Regions from separate parts of the Homo sapiens genome. Here region 2 is linked to region 1. Evidence: chromatin contacts called from ENCODE Hi-C or POLR2A ChIA-PET data. All regions are on one chromosome and are shown on one strand. The core of a region is the stretch at or near the end of the contact, and the rest is flanking DNA. Distances in the headings are between cores, read along the strand shown. Region 1 holds the start of LINC01348 (long intergenic non-protein coding RNA 1348). Region 2 holds the start of COA6-AS1 (COA6 antisense RNA 1).

What was found. Hi-C counts contacts between places; a loop is a spot of excess contacts on that map. ChIA-PET counts read pairs that join two places held with the same protein, here RNA polymerase II (POLR2A). Pooled maps may share reads with other maps.
Region 2: a loop to region 1 is called in a pooled map, with 1.9 times the contacts of the local background. The contact joins the promoter of COA6-AS1 here to the promoter of LINC01348 in region 1. A Hi-C loop is called at or near these places in 4 of 37 single-sample maps with no recorded cell type and 9 of 50 pooled maps. POLR2A ChIA-PET finds 5 or more read pairs at or near these places in 1 of 52 experiments (MCF 10A).

Annotation. Positions count from the first base shown.
Region 1 is chr1:235,067,915-235,072,332 of GRCh38, reverse strand. It overlaps LINC01348 (long intergenic non-protein coding RNA 1348), which reads left to right and starts at 2,515. Exons shown (of 4, transcript NR_027454.2): 1 at 2,515-2,929; 2 at 3,831-4,037; 3 at 4,390-4,418.
Region 2 is chr1:234,370,937-234,375,354 of GRCh38, reverse strand. COA6-AS1 (COA6 antisense RNA 1) reads left to right here and starts at 1,762. Exons shown (of 2, transcript NR_125961.1): 1 at 1,762-1,932; 2 at 2,145-2,548. It overlaps COA6 (cytochrome c oxidase assembly factor 6), which reads right to left and starts at 1,899. Exons shown (of 3, transcript NM_001206641.3): 1 at 1,677-1,899; 2 at 966-1,125. The coding sequence starts at 1,888. RefSeq lists enhancers at 1,516-2,065, 1,887-2,711.

The DNA.
Region 1 (4,418 bases), core at 1,266-3,765:
AGCATTCCAGCGGGAGGAAACAACTGCGGAAAAGCCCTGAGAGGGGAATGAGGGTGGCCTGTCCAAAGCTTGGGGGAGGACGCTGCTCTTGGATGGTAGCAAGAGAGGATGTGAGGGTGGTGAGCAGGGGTGTGGTCCTGTAGGGAGGACCTTGTGGGTTGTGGGGCCGTGTGTGATTCTGGATGCTAGGGGAGGTGATACATAATTCAGGATTTCTTGGGAAGATGGTGCCCACTGTTTTTGTTTTTGTTTTTTTAAGACAGAGTCTCACTCTGTCACCCAGGCTGGAGTGCAGTAGCACGATCTCAGCTCACGGCAACCTCCGCCTCTTGGGTTCAAGCGATTCTCCTGCCTCAGCCTCCCGAGTAGCTGGGATTACAGGCATCTGAGTCCACTGTTGAACCCACCTACTGTATCTCATTGCAGGCTCAAATAATAGCCATTAATGCAATGTAGGTTCCAATCCCAAGTCTCCAAGCAATGATTTTGGGGCAGAGGTTGTACTATACATACACCTATAGATATTTCTTGGCATCTTATTACAATGCTTTGCAATGTGGCATGGGGTTTGTTTCTCAGATTTTACACAGGAAGTTTAGTTACTGATATATAGGTTGAGCATTCCAAACCAAAAACCCGAAATCCTCCAGAAATTGAAACTTTTTGAGCATCAGCCTGATGTTCAGAGGAAATGTTCATTGGAGCATTACGGATTTTGGATTTTTGGATTTGGGATGCTCAACTGATAAGCATATTATGCAAATATTCCAAAATCCAAAAAAATGCAAACTCCAAAACACTGTGATTCCCAAGCTGTTTATTATTTTTTGAGATGGAGTCTTGCACCGTTACCCAGGCTGGAGTGCAGTGGTGTGATCTCGACTCACTGCAACCGCCATCTCCTGGGTTCAAGTGATTCTTGTGCCTCAACCACCTGAGTAGCTGGGATTACAGATATGCGCCACTACGCCCGGCTAATTTTTGTATTTTTAGTAGAGACAGGGTTTTGCCCTGTTGCCCAGGCTGGTCTTGAACTCCTGGCCCCAAGTGATCCTCCTGCCTGGGCCTCCCAAATTGCTGGGATTACAGGCATGAGCCACTGTGCCTAGCCCCCTAGGTATTTAAATGAGAAGCATATTCAACCTGTACTAGAAACATTGTGTTATGTCTTTCCATGTCCCAGAAATGGATTCAGGGACATCATTTCTATTCCTCATAGAAATGAGCCATCTTTAGGTGTCTGGGCTTGGTGACTTATGCCTGTGATCCCAGCACTTTGGAAGGTTGAGGCAGGAGGATCCCTTGAGCCCAGCCATTTGAGACCAGCCTGGGCAGCACAGTAAGACCCCATCTCTACAAAAGATAAAATTATATCACTTCTCAGCCTTTTAGCTAAGATCAAGTACAAAAAATAAAATTATTAGCCAGGTGTGGTGGTATGCACCTGCAGTCCCAGCTCCTCAGGAGGCTGAGGTGGGAGGATCACCTGAGCCCAGGAGGTTGAGGCTTCAGTGAACCGTGATTGTGCCACTGCACTCCAGCCTGGGTGACAGAGCAAGACCCTGTCTCAAGAAACAAACAAACAAACAAACAAACAAACAAAAAACTCCTTGGGTAATGACCCAGCGGTCACCCATTGTGACCAGTTTTTCCATGGGACTGAACCACTGTCATTTGTCTGGTGCTTTATAACAGCTTACAAAATACTTCTGCAGCCACTTTCTCATTTGCTTTTCCCCAGTGCTCGTAGCGTTATTGGCGATGTATAGATGCAGAAGCTAAGAGAGGTTAAGTCATTTGCCCAAAGTTACGGAGCAAGGGGAGACCTGGACCTAAGCTCCAGTCCTTGGCCTTTGCTCTCAGACTTTCCCAAGTCCCTGCTGTGGGGCCTTTGGTGGCAGCGGGCCAAGGCAGTTCCGGGCACCTGGGCTGACTGTGTGACTGTGAGTTTGGTAAGCCGAGCCTGGCAGGTGTTTGCAATTCCCTGAGCTGGCTCCTGGGAATGCATTCTGTGCCATGCAGGGCCGTGTTGCAACGTGACTAATGGATGAGAAGGTTGAGGAGGAAAGCCATTACTTCACCAATGTGAATCAAGGTCATTCGTCACCTCGGGAAGCACACGGAGCTGCGACGTTCAGGAGGGAGGCACGCTGCTCCCAAGCCAAACCACGATGCAGCCTGGCACCAGTCCCATGCAGCAGGGAGAAGGGGAGTTTCTGGAAGCGAGGATGAGCTGGGCAGCCAGGCCCAGGGCCCTGGCCGTGCATGCATCAGCCCCTCCTGAGAAAAAGAGCTCAAGGACTACATGGGGTCTTACCCACGAGTGGGGCAACGGTGCAGTTTCCAGGAGGCGTTGGCAGGAGCTGACCGGCCACTGACGCTGGCCGGGGTCCCTAGGGGACAGGGACTGGAGGGTCAGCGGCCTCTGACCATCCAGCGTCATCTGAGGAAATCAGGCCAATCGTGAGCCACCAGAGTGTCCTCACCGAGACGGCCTCTCTCCCTAGTATAACAAGCCACATTTGCTGCCTTTCTGGGAGAGTTAGAAGCAAGCCACGTGGGTGACTTCTTTTCAAAGTTCTCTGCCTCAGAGGAGGAAGCCCCATGGGTGGAGGCCAGGCCCGAGGCCATCCTGCTCTGGGCCAGAGCGTGCCTGTGTCTGATGAGCGAGGACATGCCTCGTCTGGCTGAGCCTTCCATTTCACACCGGCAGCTCGAACCCCCCATCACGGCTTCCTTTTGGGCTCCCCTCCTCAGGGGACCGAGCTTGAAATGTGCTTGCCCTTCATCCCTAAGGCCTGCGTCCCTTCCTCAGAGAGGACTAAGCCCCTCTCCCAGTCTTGATGTTCTCCGAGGCCCTTCTTATTCACAGAACCTATCTGGCTTATTTATTCGCTTGCTTGCTTCTGATGTCTTCTCTTACTGAAAGGTAAGTTATGTGGGAGATGGAATCATGCCAGCTTTGGTTCACCATTACATCCTCCACACTTTTCTATTCTGATTTATTTATTTATTTTAGAGTCAGAGTCTTGCTCTGTCGCTCAGGCTGGAGTGCAGTGGCACAATCATAGCTCACTGCAGCCTCAAACTTCTGGACTTAAGTGATCCTCCTGCTTCAGCCTCCTGAGTAACTAAGACTACAGGTGTGCATCACCATGCTTGGCTAATTTAAAAAAATTGTTTTAATACAACAATTAGCTGGACGTGGTAGTGTGAACCTGCAGTGCCAGCCACTGTGGAGGCTGAGGTGGGAGGATCACTTGAGCCCAGGAGATTGAGTCTGCAATGAGCTGAGATCGTACCACTGCATTCCAGCCTGGCAACAGAGTAAGACCCTGTCTCAATTTTTTTTTTTGTAGACGTGGGGTCTCACTATATTGCCCAGGTTGGTCTTGAACTCCTGGACTCAAGGGATTCCTCTGCCTCAGCCTCTAGTGTCACTGGGATTACAGGTGTGAGCCACTGGACCTCGCTCCCCTGAAAAGTTTTTGTGGAGCCTGGCACCAGGGGAACCCAATATCTATCCTTTGAATGAATGAATAAATGCAAGGAAATAAATGAAGAGGAGGCGGGGGTCAGGAGGGGCATGTTTTATATGAGTAGATACCATGCAAAGGTCCTCCTGGGTGCCATCGCCAGTGCGGGGCAGCCTGCGAGCCCCTTGAGGGAGGTCTCCCTGACACACTGCCCACTCCTCCTGGGGCCGAGCAGGAGTCACATCCAAGGGCTGGGTCATTATCTGATAAATGAGTGGGTTGTGCGGATGAGTAAACAGGGACTGACCCAGAGGTCAGGTGTAACTCAGCCTCAGAAACTGCGTGTGTCAATAGGAATCGAAGGGCCAAGGAATGTGTTTTTCGTTGATGTCAACTTGCTGCAAAGGACCACACCTGCTTCTCGACCCAGGAACGTGGGAAAGGGAAAGGCTTGGCTTGTTTTGGTGGAGATGGAGATGCTGGTAACAGTGGAGGAATGCCCTCCTTCTGATTCACAGTGGGGAGGTGCTCTGGGCCCCTGCCACTGCCCGAGGACTTCAGGTAAGTCAGCCCGTGGCCCCCAGCCCTTCCCTGCCAGACGCCCTGGCAGACGGCTTGTTCTGACAAGTATGCGCTTTCTGGATGGAACAGCCTCCCTTTTGTCCAAACCCTTCCTTTGAATTTAAAATGCACAAAGAACCTTTCGAAGAGGAAAAGAATGGGATCAGGAAGAGGAGGCTGTATCTCATTTGGACACTCAAGCCCTCAGCTCCTGCCCAAGAGTTTCTGGAATTTGCTCCCACATCACGTCATGACTTTTGGCTCCCAGCCAGGTGCGGTGGCATCTGTGGCTTCATCCTTCTGGGAAGTCAGGGTCATGTTCCCTTGAGTCTTCTCCCTTTCCTCTCCCCAGCTTTTGGTTGTCCTGCTGAGAGGATGCGG
Region 2 (4,418 bases), core at 513-3,012, 700 kb after region 1:
AGTTACTTCAATGCTCTGAGCTTCAGCTGCCTCCTCTGGAGATAGAGAATAACAACGTCTCGCTCTGTGGCCCAGGCTGGAATGCAGTGGCGTGATCTTGGCTCACTACAACCTCCACCTCCCAGGTCCTGGTTCAAGCAATTCTCCTGCCTCAGCCTCCTGAGTAGCTGGGATTAGAGGCATGTGCCACCATGCCCAGCTATTTTTTTTTTTTTTTTTTTGTATTTTTAGTAGAGATGGGGTTTCACTATGTTGGCCAGGCTGGTCTTGAACTCCTGACCTCGTGATCTGCCCGCCTCAGCCTCCCAAAGTGCTGGGATTACAGGCGTGAGCCACCGCACCCAGCCAACAACACCTATCTTAACAGGTACTGGTGAAGATGAAAATGTCAAGCACTTAGCACACATGGCCACTTACTAACCTCAGTAATAGTCCTCTTTCCAATCCCCCCTTATACTAAGGACAGGGGATACAGCGCTTGAATGCCTGTCAGGGAGACAGAATCCACCATATGAACCTTTTCTTTCTTCTGCTTACCAAACTCCTTTCTTTATATTTTGGGTATATGATGACTTACAGGATTTTTGGGTGAGCAACTGGGAATGCTTTATTTCTGATAGTAGCTCTAGGTCAATAATTTTGCCAACTCCTGCCCAAGATTAAATACTACCCCTTCAGAAGATCCTGGAAAAGTCTACCAGTGAAATGAACTGGAATTTTTTGGTTACTGTTCATATGTTTGTTGTGTTTTTCGATGCTCTTTAATGTGTCAGTTGACATTCTCCAAAGATCTAGCTGATGTAAGTGCGTCAAATAAGGCTGAATTACCAGGCAAGGTTTTCTCTGCGCCTCAAAGAAACTGTTAATTGACATGCCTCAGAGAGCGCTTCATGTCAGCCTACCACTCACAGTATAAGCTCGATGTATCTTAACAGGGAAGAGAAACACATCAAAGTGTGACTTACCCACTGTTGGGGACAACTTGATTCGAAAGAGCTTCTTAACTTCTTGCATTGAGAAGCATCCTCTAAGTTCTCATCTAAACACTTCCAGTACTCATCCCGGGCCCCCCAGCAGACCTGTCTTTCCTTCATAGATGGGGCTGCCATTCCTACTGCGATGAAGCTGTTGGCCAAAATAATATTTGAGATTAACAATGAACTTTGTAATCTGAAGAGAAGATAAGGAAAGAGGAAAACCGTCAATCTCCTCTTCCTTTAAAACTAAAAAAAAAAAAAAAAACAAAAACAAAACAAAACCATGCTTAGGGATTTTGATGAGGCAACTGAACCCAATCAGTTCTCAGTGGCAGCATAAGGCCACCCGCTCTTGAGGCTTATCTCACACTGTGTGATTTGATCCCTGCTGGGGCGGCAGCGTGGGCTCAGAAAGCCCGGCTGAGAACTGTGGTTCTGTCCCAGTCGCTTAGGGCAGCTCATTTATTCTCTCCGAGCCCGTTTCCCACCAGTAAAGCGGGGACAGCAGTGCCTAGTTTACAGGGTTACTGTTCGAACCTAAGCGCTGTAGAAACAGGTGTGTGGGGGCCACAATCACCAAGCAGGCGATTGGAGTGCCACCCCGTTTTGCACAAGAGGAACCCGCGGCTCGGGGACAGTAAGGGACCTCCCGGGCCCATAGTCCACGCGCGCCCCACCCGGACCCATCAGCAAGCCGACCTCTCTGCCCGCCCACGTCCGGCTTCCTTTCGATGTCGACGGGAGGAAACTGTCACGCAGGCCACCAACCGGCGGTGGAGGGCGCGGTGCCGAGTCCTGCCACTGCAGGGTCGCCCCGCTGGCTCAAGCTCTAGAAGCGTAGACCTCCCCAGCCGCAAAAAGCAACTCACGCGGCGAAACCGCGGACTCTTTTGACCCTTCCGAGCTACCATTTACTTTCCATAGAGGGGCGGGACTTCCTGTTTCGCTTTTATCTGTAAGACCGACTTCCGGCCTTCAAGGGCAAGAGGGGTATATACGTATATATCATCGCACGGTGTGTCCCGGAAGGCTTGATATGCTAGTCCCGCGGGACAAGGCGAGCCGAGGAGTTTGTGTGGAAGTTTGCATCTGAGAGTGCGAGAGCTGGACGGAGTGTTACAGAGCCGCGATGCCTTCTCGTTTTGTTTTGTTTTGTTTTTGATACAGTGTCTCGCTCTTCCGCCCAGTCTCGAGTGCAGTGGTGAGAACACGGCTTACTGCAGCCTCAAAATCCTGGACCCAAAAGATCCTCCCACCTCAGCCTGCCTCCCAGGTAGCTGGGACTACAGGCGCACAACACCATCGCTTCTTGGATTAAAAGAAAAGGATGAAACGGGCCCCAGAAAGAGGCGGTGACGTCCCAGAACCCATGGCAGGGGAGTTGGGAAAATAAATATTTGTATTGTTTTAATCTCCCTTGTGGCTTTTTTTAACCCCCGAAACAGCAAGGTATTTTTAAAAGGGATGAAGAGAGTTGCTTCAAATGTTTTGAGACGTTGTTATTTTTAATATGTGAGTGAATATCTTAGAAACAAAATGAACAAGAAATAAAAATTTTAGAAAATATATGAGTTAATCTCTCAGCAGAGTCTTTATTAAAAAGCATGTTTATGGTCAGTCATCTGGCACCCCGTTCTCTTAATAGATCCCATCTGCTCCATCATCTAGTTCTAAAACATTTATATAAGATGCAATTTACAATTTTGCACTCAGTGCAGTTTGATCCATTCCAAATTCAATATATGCAGACTTTTCCGGGTGGCGATGTGAGGCTACGTACCACCAAATATGTGTTCTGCAATATAGAAAGTATTTCCCCCATAGTTAATGCACTCTCATAGTGGAGTTACTTTAGCTTTACCAGAGCCACCCCCTTCTTTTACATCATGTCTATTGACGTCAGTTTACATATAGATATCTTTTAAATATGACTGATGGGATATAAAAGGAATGAAAGGAAAGAGTCTTAGATGACTTCTGAGTCTAAAAAGGAAATGTGTTTTAAATTTAAAATTTATAAGTACCTAATGAAAAATACATATGAAACAAAGTGAAGTGACAGAATTACAAAGAAAAAAAATGCCTGGTCATATTGGGTAATTTTAACAGGACTTTCTCACTAATCGTTAAGACTAGCAAGAGAAAAGTTAAGGATATAGGAAACGTGAATAACATGATGTAAAAATGACGCAATTAATATGTACAGAACAACACGACCAAAATCAGAATGTACAGTTTTTTGAAAGCAGACACATCACCACAGTCAACCACATACTTAGTTATAAAGCAACTCAAGAAATTTTGAAAATTGAAATAATTGTCATTTTTTACTACAGTGCATTTAAGATAGAAATCAATAAAGAACTGTAAAAACAAGCCTGAATAACACAGAGACAGAGTCAATGGTATTGAGAAAATATTTTGAACTGAACCATAAAATAACAATAGCAACACCTGTGGGATGAAACTGAAGCAGCACTTACAGGGACATTTATAGCCATAAGTAAGTGTATTAGAAGAGTCTGAAAAGTCTTGAGCTGAAAATCCCTTTTCAAGAAGTTAGAAAAAGGACAGCAAAATAAGACAGAAAATAGAAGGACAGAAATAATGTTAAGAGCAGAAATTAACGAAATGGAAAATAAAAGCAGTGGTGTACCAGAGCCAGCCTGTACTGGCATAGGAGAGCCAATTGTGCACACCTCTTGGCAACTCCATGATCAATAACATCAAATAAGTAGCTTGAAGTCACCCACGATGGGACTGTTTACACTATGGAACTCAACAAACAAGCCAGGATTTTGTTTTATGTTTGGAGCCAATTCAAATAAGTAGCTTGAAGTCAACCATGATGGGACTGTTTACACTATGGAAATCAACAAGCCAGGATTTTATGTTTGGAGCTAACTCACTAGCACACCACAGCATAGAATAGGTTGAAAGAAGCCAAAAGTTGATTTTTTTTGGAAAAGAAAAATTAAAATTGGCAAACATCTAATAGCTATAAAAGGAGGGATGTCAACAATCTTTATCAAGAATGGAAACTAGAAATACTATAGACATCAAAAAAGTTAGATAATCTTGTAAACAATTTAGTGCAAATAAGATTTAGATGACTGTACAAACTTCAAGAAAAACAACTCAAAAGTAGAGAAACTATTACATAATTTGAATGAGTAGTGAAGAATCTTCATACACACAAATCCCAGGTACGTGGCTCCACCAGTAAGTTCCTACAAACTTTGAAATCATTCCATTCTTACTGAATAAGGCTACCATAACTTTTGTACTAATTATAAAATCCCCAAACCTCTGAAACACCACACACTTTGGAACTCATTTGGTGAAAAATACGACTTAAAGTAACATGAGGCTCTTTATAGTTGTTATTATCACTTAGGTGACTGCATATGCTTTTCGGTAGAAATATTAATGTATTTCATT